3 separate regions of the Homo sapiens genome follow, and regions 1 and 3 are each linked to region 2. Evidence: chromatin loops called from intact Hi-C (ENCODE). Cell type or tissue: ascending aorta. All regions are shown on one strand.

The links. Hi-C counts contacts between places; a loop is a spot of excess contacts. Peaks named below come from ENCODE experiments on the same cell type or tissue, not always from the same donor. Only the 100,000 strongest peaks of a DNase experiment are listed, where the experiment ranks them.
Region 1: it touches region 2 in a loop (2.8-fold over the local background); 7 of 110 quality-filtered maps call a loop at or near these places.
Region 3: a loop joins it to region 2, with 4 times the contacts of the local background. A loop is called at or near these places in 9 of 110 quality-filtered maps.

The regions. Positions count from the first base shown.
Region 1 is chr2:30,580,488-30,584,487 of GRCh38, reverse strand. All of the region lies in intron 5 of LCLAT1 (lysocardiolipin acyltransferase 1), which reads right to left. Among named protein-coding and RNA genes, the nearest start is that of LCLAT1, 140 kb to the right of the region's middle. In ascending aorta, no CTCF peak of the experiment used is centred here; no DNase peak of the experiment used is centred here; H3K27ac peaks cover 1,109 bases.
Region 2 is chr2:30,691,095-30,695,094 of GRCh38, reverse strand. No RefSeq gene overlaps it. Among named protein-coding and RNA genes, the nearest start is that of CAPN13, 110 kb to the left of the region's middle. In ascending aorta, a CTCF peak has its summit at 2,467; DNase peaks (open chromatin) are centred at 114, 374, 2,024 and 2,562; H3K27ac peaks cover 4,000 bases.
Region 3 is chr2:30,369,831-30,373,830 of GRCh38, reverse strand. No RefSeq gene overlaps it. Among named protein-coding and RNA genes, the nearest start is that of LINC01936, 25 kb to the right of the region's middle. In ascending aorta, no CTCF peak of the experiment used is centred here; DNase peaks (open chromatin) are centred at 459 and 1,710; H3K27ac peaks cover 3,643 bases.

The sequences.
Region 1 (4,000 bases), 110 kb after region 2:
CTGTGACATCTGTACCTACCATACACATTATATCTTGAATGAATTCATTAAAGTCAACAAGAAGCCTTCCTTATTATTAAAGCCATTCTAAATGTGATTCAGCCAGCCAGAACAGTTAAGAACAACTGCAACAACAACAAAGCTATTTTTGGCTAGATGCATTGAGTGCGGGTAAAAAAAGGAAGCAAGAACAGGGTAGTCAACAGGCTAACAGGGTAGAGAAGAGAGGTTCACGCATGTAACTACAACACTGAGGAATCTTAATAGACATACAGTTAAACTGCTACACGGATTCAGAAAAAGAAAAGACCAGTTTGGCTGACGGGATCCAAGAAGATGGCCACAAATAGAAATAAAAACAAACACTGCATGTTCTCACTCATAGGTGGGAGTTGAACAATGAGAACACATGGACACAGGGAGGGGAACAACACACACCAGGGCCTGCTGAGAGGTGGGGGGCGAGGGGAGGGAAGTTAGAGGAAGGGTCAACAGGTGCGGCAAACCACTTTGGCACACGTATCCCTAAGTAACAAACCTGCACGTTCTGCATATGTATCCTGGAACTTAAAAGGAAAGAAAAGAGCCCTTCCCTTATCTTCTTGTTTATTTCAAACATTCCCACCTAATTCAACATGAAAAAAACCAAACCAAAGCAAATTTAAAATCCTGAGTGGCTACACAAACACCACATATAATATACATACCAATAATTAGAAGCCTGAAAAATCCAATGGGTAGAAATTTAACAGTATTGGTAAAGACTGCCACAGAAATGATGGCAGCTCACTCGTCAAGATTCATTTTCTTCTTTTCTCTCCATTTGCTATCACTTAATATAATACACTGGCCAAATTCGGACAATTTCAGCAGATGGACCTGGAAGCTAAGGGTTTTATCTTTTCCAACCACCCTTCCCCAAGGTGAGAGTATGATGTTTCAGCATTATCTTGCCAGACAGAAACTGCATTGGGGGTTGTGGTGGGAAATCTGTTTACAAGTGGATGGACTAAAATACTGAAACAGAAAAAAAAATCAAGTATGTGCTTTTTAGGCCTTGGGTAAGGACAATGGCAGCCAGAGGACAACACTGCTATTGTGGTGATGTAGAACACTATTTTTGGATGGCACTTTAATGAAACAACGAAACCCATGATCTTAAAGTTTACAGAAATGAAATTTGACTTGTAATTGCTACCTATCTCTATTCCCAAGATAGCAAAAGAGGCAATAGATGCATCTGAGAAACTTCTGGTTTAGCTCCTCAAATTGCAAATTAAGATCTAAATACTGAGTTTTATTTTAACAGTAAGCCATACTATCATCCTTTTGATTAATACCCAATAGCTAGTTATATGTGTTGGCTAATTTAGCTTATCTTAAACTTGTGTGCCAACACTTTAAATAAAAACACTTTAAATAAAGAGCTAATTAGAGTATAAAATAAAATGAACTGGTTTATAGTGCAGAAAAATGGTCAGCAGAATACAAAGATCTGAATTATTAAAAGTTCTGAAGTCATAAAAGAGGATGACCTTTATAAAAGAATAGCAATCTGCTTCAATTTATGTAAATGTTACAAGCTATTAGCCAATGGAACTTAAGGCTGCATAAAAGGTGAGAATTCTCAGGCATATTCCATCATACTCTGTGACATCTAACATTCCCATTTTCTGTAATTGCTGCCTCTTTGATGTTTTCATCCTGAGTTTTCCTCTCCTAGCCAAACGTTATAGGGCCAATAGAATATGATGTTGCACTTGGTACACAAAGTTCCCTCAACATAGCACGGTGAGTCAGTGAGTGAGAAATAAACTAAAATAAAATTTAAAAGGAAGGCTATGGGGATGAAATTTTTAAAAGGAATCTGGGCTTATGATACATTATGGCATTTACATCCAAACTATTAGAAAAGTTGCTGTAAAAGCTGCATAATAAGCAAAGTTGGACAACAGAGATTGTGCTTGGCATAAGCTCCTTACAGCTAGGAGAGAGCAAATAAGCCAAATACAAAATATCCTGAGCCACCAAGTTAGGATAATCACCTACAAATACAATCACTGCCATTGTGAAGAGGAGTTATATATCCTCATAAAATAATATTCTTCAAGGTGGTGCCTGTGGGTTATTAGCCTCATAAAGAATTCTGACAAATATATTCCTGTAGAAGTTCACTGATCTCATATACAATTTGATTGAAGTATATCTGTTACATTCATTAATATATTCATTCAATATTTATTGAACAATTTAGCACCATTGCCATGGGAGGGGGGCAGGGGCAGGGGTGAGGAGAGGGGGAAAGGGGGAAAAGGAGAAACAGAGACTGACTGATTCAATGCTTTTACTTTGGTTTTAGAAGCTCCTTGACCCAAAGGAGCTTACACTCTAGTATAGAGGAAAAAATATATTTTCTAATTAAGTGATTATTCTTGCTTTTTAGTATTTTTAATTGACAAATAATTGTACCTATTTATGAGGTAGTGTGCTATTTTAAGATATGTATGCAATGTGTAATGATCAGATCAGTAACTGGCATATCCATTACCTCAAACACTTACTTCCTGTGTTGAGAACACTGAAAAGCTGCTCTTTTGGCTATTTACAAGTATACAATCAATTACTGTAAATTATAGTCACCCCACAGTGTTATAGAACACTATAATTTATTCTTCCTATCTAGCTGTGCTGTTGTATCCATTAACCAACCTTTGGCTATTTCCCTTCACTTTTCCAGCCTCTAGTAACCACTATTCTACTCTCTACTCCTATGAGATCAACTTTTAAAGCTTCCACATATAAGTGAGACCATGCAGAATTTATCTTTCTGTGCCTGGTTTATTTTACTCAACATTATGTGCTCCAGGGTCATCCATGTTGCTGGGAATGATGAGATTTCATTCTTTTTATGGCTGAATAGAACGCCATTGTATATACTTACACACCAAATTTTCTTTATCCATTCATCTGATTATGAACACTTAGGTGGACTACATATCCTGGCTATTATTAGTAGGGCTGCAATTAACATGGAAGTGCAGGTGTCTCTTCAACATACTAATTTCCTAATCACCCAGAAACTGTGTGAGTCTTAAGATGGGTTCAACTGTTGTAGAAGACTGGAGGGGGACTGACAGGACTTCCAGCTGAAGAGATCAAGAAATGATCTTCCTGAGATAGGCATAAAGGAACAGGGGTATCTAATCAAAGGCAGAAGAGATGGGAGTACTGCAGGTGGTGGGAAGGAGTGGGCCACTGTGAGGCATGTCAAGTCACCACTTTGGATGGAACTTAAGTAGAGGCAAGAGCCCAGACTGGCTCTGTAGTCTGAGGTTTGAGAGCTCAGCAATGCTCTTAACTTGGTTTTGGTCAGCTTCCTTTTCTCATTTACCACAACAACTATTCCAAACTCTGATTAATCACCTCCATCCCCTTGTAACCCCACCATCATCAGATTACCTAACCTCTGATCTGACAGAGAGCACAGGGCCTTCCAGCAAAGCATCCCTCACCTTCTCACCACCTACTCCCAACCATAAGATACTATTTTGGGGTAACTATGATGATGCTAAAGCCAACAGGTCTTATTTTATCTTAGAACAAGTAGTAAACTGCTTAGGAAGATAATAAACTCTCTTAGAATACTAAGAAGGGAACGATTTACTCACCAGGCTTGGAGTATTTATAAAGTCAAACAAAAATATATATTCAGCTGAACCTTGCCTCCTGCCTTACAAAATGAGGAGTCCCTCTTAACCTGATTTCTGCTCCTATCCTCTACTGATTTCTCAGAAAACTGCTCCATTGTTAATCCTTTCACGTTCAGCTGTTCTTCTACATAATCTTCTCAGCATTTAAAAATGCTAAACTCTTCTATTCATCCTTGAGGCAGCTTCCCCTTTCTGTTGTCTACACCCCAGCCCTCTCCGCTTCATCAGGAAACTCCCTGTAGCAGTCATCTAAACTACATATCTCCACTTATATCACTCTTCACTTACAT
Region 2 (4,000 bases):
TGCCTTTCTATGCATCATGCTAGATAAGTCTGAATCAGCCAAAGAGAGTCACGGAATTTTAGCTCTTGGACCATGTGCCTGCCTCTGTGTGTGTGCACAGATGTGTGTATGTGTATGTGCGTGTGTGTGCATGTGTGGGGGGTATGTTTATACAAAAGAAATGTGTGAGAGACAGAAGCAGAGGCAGGAAGAAATGAATAGGAATGACACTTTTTTTTTTCTTGAAGGGAGAGAGCCAGAAATTACATCCGCTCAAAAATATCCTGCCTCTTTCATAGATAAATATAGCATCGTGAGTAGATGTATCACTGAATGATACTTTCAAAAAAAATCTGGGAAGGTCACTTGAAGAGGCTGTCCCTGCTGGCTCTCTCCCCTTGCTTGACTGTCCCCCAGTCCCTCATTCCCTCCCAGAGCTCTCAGACTATGGTCAGGAATAAGAGGTGGGGGAAGTGTACAGGCTTCCCACTAGGCATTCTGGAAAGGGGAGAATAGCAGGAACAATGGTGCTGCTTAAAACAGACTACTGGCCAGAGGCTCCAGGTGACCAAATGTCTCCCTCACAGGGAGGCACTCGAGAATCCACACCTCCCTGTTACAGAGAAGTAAAAGCTCAGCACGGGAGGCCAGCCCCATAGAAATGTATTTACCAGGTGTGCTGGTTGGTAGCAGGTAATTGGAGCTTAAGAATACTTGATTTAGTTCCAAGGGGTAGAGTAAAATGGTTTAATCCCTGGCGAGGTGCAGGCAGCTGCCAGCCAGAAGGGACTCCAGCCCCTGACAATGGGAGGCAGAGCGGTCATAGCACTGTGTACCAGCTGAGCATCAGTTCCACTTAGACTAACATGCAACTGATCCTTCCAACAGTCCGCAGAGGTAGACATTGCCATCCCATCTACAGCTGGAGAGACTGAGGACAGGAATGAGTCAGTGATTTATCCAGGGTCTCGTGGTCAGTCATGGTAGAGCTGGGCTTTGTCTCTTCCAAGTGTCAAGAAAGGTCCCCTGCCTTCCACTCACTCCACATGAAGGAGATAAGAGGTTCTGCTGGCAAGCCAGCCCAGCCTCGCCTGTCAGCAGAAGCCCGAGCCAGCTGTGATCATGGAAGGGCAGCTCCTGGGTCCTAACCCCTGTGAGAACAGAGAGCTGTCAGGTAGCTGCAGCTCCTCCATGAAAAAGCAGGGGCTAGGGGCCATTTTGCAGTTCTGAGCTTCTCAGCTCCTGATTCCTGTGGAGCACCCTTCCAGTGCCTCAAGGCAAGGCTCAGCATTGGTCCATCCAGCTTGGCTGTAGGCTGGGACACCTCTCTTACCTGGACAAGTAGTATCACCCTTTACTGTGCGTTCTGAGCTTCTTAACATCTGTATTCATCTGCTCGAGCTGCCATAACAAAATATCATAGACTGAGTGGCTTATTTCTCACAGCTCTGGAGGCTGGAAGTCCAGGATGAAGGGACCAGCACTGTCAGGTTCTGGTGAGGGCTCTCTTCCTGGCTTGTAGGCAGCCACCTTCTTGCTGTGTCAGAGAGAGAGAGAGAGAGAGAGAGACAGAGAGAGAGAGAGGAGAGAGAGAGAGAGGAGAGAGAGAGAGAGAGAGAGAGGAGAGAGAGAGAGAGGAGAGAGAGAGAGAGAGAGAGAGAGAGAACTGTATTCCATTGTTTCTTCTTATCAGAGCACTAATCCCATCTGATCAGGACCCCACCCTTAGGTCCTCATTTAACATTAGTTACTTTCTTAGAGGCCTCATGGGCTGGGATTTAGGGCTTCAACGTATGAATTGTAGGGGAACATGAAAATTCAGGTCATAACATCTTTTGGAGTCAGACTTGGATTCAGTTTTAACCTCTACCCCTCTCTAGCTCTGGAAAAGTTCATGCCTCATATTACTTTCCTGTTGTTGCTGAAACAATTTATCACAAAATGAGTAGCTTAAAATGACAAATATGTATGATCTCACAGTTCTAGAGGTCAGACACCAAAATCAGCCTCACTGGCGTAAAGCCACGGTGGTGGCAGGGCTGCGCCCCTTCTGGCTCTAGCTAGGAGTGTCTTCACTTCCTTGACTTTTGCAACTTCTAGAGGCTGCCCGTGTTCCTCGGCCCATGGCACCACATCACATGGACAACAGCTTCCGTGGTCATATCTACTCTCTGACTCTGACCCTCTTGCCTCCCTCTTGTAAGGACCCTTGTGATTCCATTGAGCCCACACGGATAATCAGGGTCATCTCCCCATCTCAAGATCCTTTACCTGATCACATCTGCAAAGTTCCCTTTGCCATGTGAGAAAACCAATCCATAGGCTTTACAGATGACGATGGGGACTTCTGATTTACTTTGGGCTTTGTGGGCTGAGGGCATCCTGAAGTGGCCTAGCTTGGGGCCTCTCCATCCTGTGTTTATTAAACTGGCCTGGATCATCCTGAACCTTGCTTCAGATTTCTCTTACACAAGGCTCCCCACTCCCTGCCTCGGCATTGGGTCAGCTGCAGTTCTGCCCTCTGGGTGTCACTGGAGACACAGAGCAATGCACAGAGCAATGGCTCCTGCTGACCCAGCCCCGGACAGTACCTCCTGGGGTTCTCTCTCGCCTCTCCATGTGCCTGAAGACCAGGCATGTTCCTACTGAAGCTGGGACTCAGCAACACCCGACCTTCCTCTCAACTCCTCCCAGCCTCTGGACTGAGGCTGACCCTGAATTCCCAAGTCTGGTTCTCAGCCACACCTGCCCCACACCGAGGCCTGAACCAGGAGGGCTTAGGGCCCATGGCAGTTGGTCGAGCATGAAAATCCCGCAGGCCCAGGGCCACGTGCTGTACCAGGGAAGACTGCGGGTGGGGGTGGGGTCGTCTCCCTCTTCATGGATCTTTCCCCTGTGGGCAGCCCCCACCCCCAACTTCAGAAACCAGCATCTTCACACCTCCCATCCCCTGAGAGCGGATGTGATCAGGTCAGCTTGGAGCTGCCTCAGGCTCTGGGGCTTTTCCCCAGATCTAGGCCACAAGCCTCCCATCGCAGGGAGCGGGGAAGGAGTTCAGGGCCATGGACTCACTGGAGGGGCAGGGAGGGGCCGCTGGCCCTGAAGCAGGATTCCCACGCAGAGCTGGTGAGGGCAGCTGGGGTGACATCCCCAGACTAGAGCCAGGCAAAGCCCCTGTTCAAGGCTGGAGCCCCCAGGGATGCCCCAAGGCCTCTGAGTGGGGGCTGTGGTGGGGTGGTGGGTCAGCTTCTGTGAATGAAGCCCATGGCTCTCCAGATCTCCACATCCCCCAGTGTGGCCTGGGCCTGTTGTTGCCTCAGCACTGGAGAGGGAGGAGGGCTGAGAGAGCCTCTCTTCTTCCACAGTTTGAGCTGCCCCCTCACCAGCTGTCTGGTCCCCTGTTTCCCTTGGGCTGAAGCTAGGTGGAGAAAAGGACACTCCAATTGAGCCCCTACAGGCAGGAAAGCCACACAGGTAGAGTGACCACATACTTTCCTGCCTAGAACCTCCATGGACATCTCCTGCCCAGCTTCCCAGCCTCCTCTGTCACAACTCCTTCCATTTCCCATGAGTTCCAGCCATAATGGCCCAGTGGCCACACCCGAAATCATGCACCTCTGTGCCTCTGAAACTGTGCCTCTGTGCCTCTCGAAATGCACCTCCAGGCCTCTGGTCCTTTGCACATGCTCCACCTCTGCTTCTGCCATCTTTCCTTTGCTCCTCCCCCTCAGGGGGCCTAGCCATCCCTCACGCCCAACTCAGACAGCTCTGTGTGGTGCCCCTCTTGCACCCCCAATGTGATTACTGCTCCTTCCTCAGTATCCCCAAAGGGTGTACACAGCTCTTCCCTGACATGCAGGGCATTGGCAGAAGTGTGGTCTCTGTGAGCCTGTCTCTCCCCGGGATCGTGAGCATCGTGAGGGTGGGAAGCAGGTCTTATTTTTGGAAACCCTAAGGACTGCCACGAAGCTGGACTAAAGGAGGTGTTCAGGAGGGGTTCACTGCCTTTATGAGGCACCAG
Region 3 (4,000 bases), 320 kb after region 2:
CCTCTCTTAACACAAAACAGAATGTTCACAAATGCAAACATTTAACTGAACAATGACCAGCTTTCTTTCTTTAAAAGTGACATTTTTATCTGCACCCAGCTCAGGAGTGGCAGAGAACTTTCTCCACTGAATCTCTGGACTAGGAGGACATTCCGAGGCTCTGTGGTCTATCTTCTTCCACCCAGGGTAGATTTAAAAATGAAAAAATAAATAAAAAAATAAAAAAATTAAAAAATTTAAAAAAGGCCGTGTGCAGTAGCTCACACCTGTAATCCTAGCGCTTTGGGAGGCCAAGGTGGGTGGATCACCTGAGGTCAGGAGTTCAAGACCAACCTGGCCAATATGGTGAAACCCTGTCTCTACTAAAAATACAAAAATTAGCCAGGCTTGCTGGTGGGTGCCTGTAATCCTAGCTACTTGGAAGGCTAAGGCAAGAGAATCGCTTAAACCCGGGAGGCGGAGGCTGCAGTGAGCCGAGATCGCGCCACTGCACTCCAGCCTGGGCGACAGAGCAAGACTCTATCTAAAAAAAAAAAAAAAAAAAAAAAATTCCCAGGGTGAAAAGTATCACTGCTATTTTCCTATTTTCCACTGTGTTTGTTGGCTGGATCTCCTTAGCAAAGAAATGGTCTTTCAGCATTTTGGTTACATATCATTATGTTCCATTTAGTAAACTCAGCTTACAAAAAGGAGGCTGGGGCAGCCAGTTTCCAATGCCCCAGTGCCTGTGACATGTTCTCATTTAATACTAATTGCTCCCTGTAAAATTTGGCCTCTTGAATTTTGTTTTTCCATGATCAGCATTCTTTATGTCTCCAACCAAAAGGCTCCATCACTCATGCATAACTCAGATAATTTATTGCATTGCCTCTGAGGAATTTCTTTCTATGGCATGTTTCTAGAAAACTCATTCAACTCCCAAATAAAACAATGGAAGGATGGATGGGATGGGGTCAGGAGAAGGATCTGGAGAGATGTGGGGTAAAAGGAGAAAATATCTAAGGATGGTGTTTAATCAGAAAACAAGATTTTCAGTTAGCATTTCTAAATTGCTGAGAAGCTGGGTATGGTGGCTCACACCTGTAATCCCAGCACTTTGGGAGGCCAAGTCAGGCAGATCACGAGGTCAAGAGATTGAGACCATCCTGGCCAACATGGTGAAACCCTGTCTCTACTAAAAATACAAAAATTAGCTGGGCATGGTGGCGGGTGCCTGTAACCCCAGCTACAGCTGAGGCAGAAGAATCGCTTGATCCCAGGAGGTGGAGGTTGCACTGAGCTGAGATCTTACCACTCCACTCCAGTCTGGGCGACAGAGTGAGACTCCATCTCAAAAAAAAAAAAAAAGAAAAAATTGCTGAGAAATGAATTGACAAAGCTGTTTAGTACAGAAGAGAGTGTTCAGCTTAGAGATGGCCCATGTGTGTGTAAGGAGGTGACAGAAAGTGTGTTGAGAAGGTGCAGCCAGCTAAGTGGTGGGCACAGGCAGGGGGAAGTGGGAGAGAGAGTGGCTGGAAGGAAGGAGAGTCAGGAGGCCATTGGGCATCTGAAGAGCAGACAGGATGGGTTCTGGGAAGCCCTGGTTTCCCCTGACGTGGCTGTGGCCCAACCAAGCTCAAGCCTCACATCCTACACCTTTCCCCGAATTACTCCAGCTAGGACTGGCTGCCTCTCTCAACTCCCATTGCGTGAATGTGTTTGTGCAATAATTTAAGCTGGCAACCCACAGCCATTTGAGGCATGCAATGTCATTTTGCCCTTGAGAGCTCAAACTTGCTACTTTGGGTTTGATTCAGTTTCTTGTTCCCAGAAGCAAATGACTTTTCACCTCTGGATCTCCACCCAAAGCATGTTTGGACCATGGACCCAGGCAGGCTTCGAGGAGCCAGATTTTCCTGCCTGCCAGTTGAGGTTTGCCCGTGCTGATTTTACACATTCCTATTAGTTTTTAATGAGTATTTTGTTTTAGCTATAAAATAGCAACTGCAGAGCCATAAACTTAGAGATCACGTGGTTGGAAGTGCATGCTTTAATTTTCAAAGTATCTCTACATAGAACCAGGTTCCTAAACCTTTATTAACGCCTATCTTTGGTCAACTACTACACAAGAATTAATTGAGTGCTTACTTTATGCAAAGCCCCAAGCTAGATACTGTATTAGTCTGTTTTCACACTGCTGATAAAGACATACCCAAAACTGGGTAATTTATAAAGAAAAAGAGGTTTAGTGGACTCACAGTTTCACGTGGCTGGGGAAGCCTCACAATCACAGTGGAAGGCAAAAGGCACATCTTCCTTGGTGGCAGGGAAGAGAGAATGAGTACCAAATGAAAGGGGTTTCCCCTTATAAAACCATCAGATCTCATGAGACTTATTCACTATCAGGGAACAATATGGGGAAAACCACCCCCATGAGTCAATGATCTCCCACTAGGTCCCTCCCACAACATGTGGGAATTATGGGAGCTATAATTCCAGATGAGATTTGGGTGGGGACACAGGAAAACCATATCAGATGCTATAGAAGGCATGAAAAAAGTCCAACCCTCCTCTCAGGATTCGAGACAGGAAAGGATTGAAGAAGTGAGTACCAACCAGTTGACTACATCAAACCAAATGTACTCTCCCACCTATTGCTGGTACTCTATTGCCTCCCCAGCCTCATTTTTTTTCACCCTGTTGCCCTCTGTGCTCCAACTATCAGAAACTGAGAAGTTTCTAAAGAAAGTTGGGATGGGCCATGAAGAAGAAGACCTTCAAGTCCAGGTGAAGGATTTGTGCTTTGTACTTACTATAGAGCCTTTGGATTATTTGATTTTGTGAGGTTTGTTTTTTTTTTTTTGGACACTAGCAATTCCATATTATTGTCAAAGGCATTTCAGAACCTAGGACTAGCTCTGACCCTTGACTAGCACTTTCCAGAGTCTTTGATATTGGAAGTGTTAACAGATGTGTGATTTTTTTTTTTCCCAGTCAGGCAAAAAAGGGTAGTAGTCTCAAAGGAACCACATAACAAAGATACCAAATACTTGACTTTTGAGGCCCAAGGCCTCAATGCAGGTGTGAGACAGGAGTGATGGGTACCTAGTGGGTACTGTGCTCACTACCTGGGTGACAGATCATTTGTACCCCTAACCTCAGCATCATACAATAAACCCATGTAACAAACCTACACATGGAGTCTGAATCTAAAATAAAAGTTGAATTTGTTTGTTTGTTTGTTTGTTTGTTTTGTTTGTTTGTTTGAGATGGAGTTTCGCTCTTGTTGCCCGGGCTGCAGTACAATGGAGCGATCTTGGCTCACTGCAACCTCCGCCTCCCGGGTTCAAGCGATTCTCCTGCCTCAGCCTCCCGAGTAGCTGGGATTACAGGCATGCGCCACCACGCCTGGCTAATTTTGTATTTTTTTTTAAGTAGAGATGGGGTTTTACCATGTTGTCAGGCTGGTCTCGAACTCCTGAACTCAGGTGATCCACCCGCCTCGGCCTCCCAAAGTGCTGGGATTACAGGTGTGAGCCACCGTGCCTGGCCGAAAGTTGAAATTATTTTGAAAAGATATGATATGTAAAATCTTTATTTAATAGTTCTCCCTGTCCCCTGCCCCACCCCAGATCAATACCCTCTAAGCTGGAGAGGAGCAAGAGAGTTTAGGGAGCTAGATGCATCTTGGGAGGCCTGAGACCTGTTTCCTTTTGGGTCTTGGCGTGGAGGAGATGACAGGACACTCCTACAAGGACGGGGTTCAGGGAGGTGAGGACCATGTGTCACTTCCCTGGGAAAGCCTCGAGTGGTGCTGAGCCTCAGAGGGTCCTCTGGCACCATGGTGTGGAAGCTGCAGAGCAGAAGTAGAATGTGGCATGTCTAGGCAGAGAACCCCTGACCCCCATCCTACCCCTAGCCCTCCTTCTCACCCCAAACATCCAGGTTTACATGGCTCTTCCAGGGGGTGGAAGTGAGCACAGAGAGTAACCTCCAGGAAGCTGCCAGCCTGCAAAGGGGC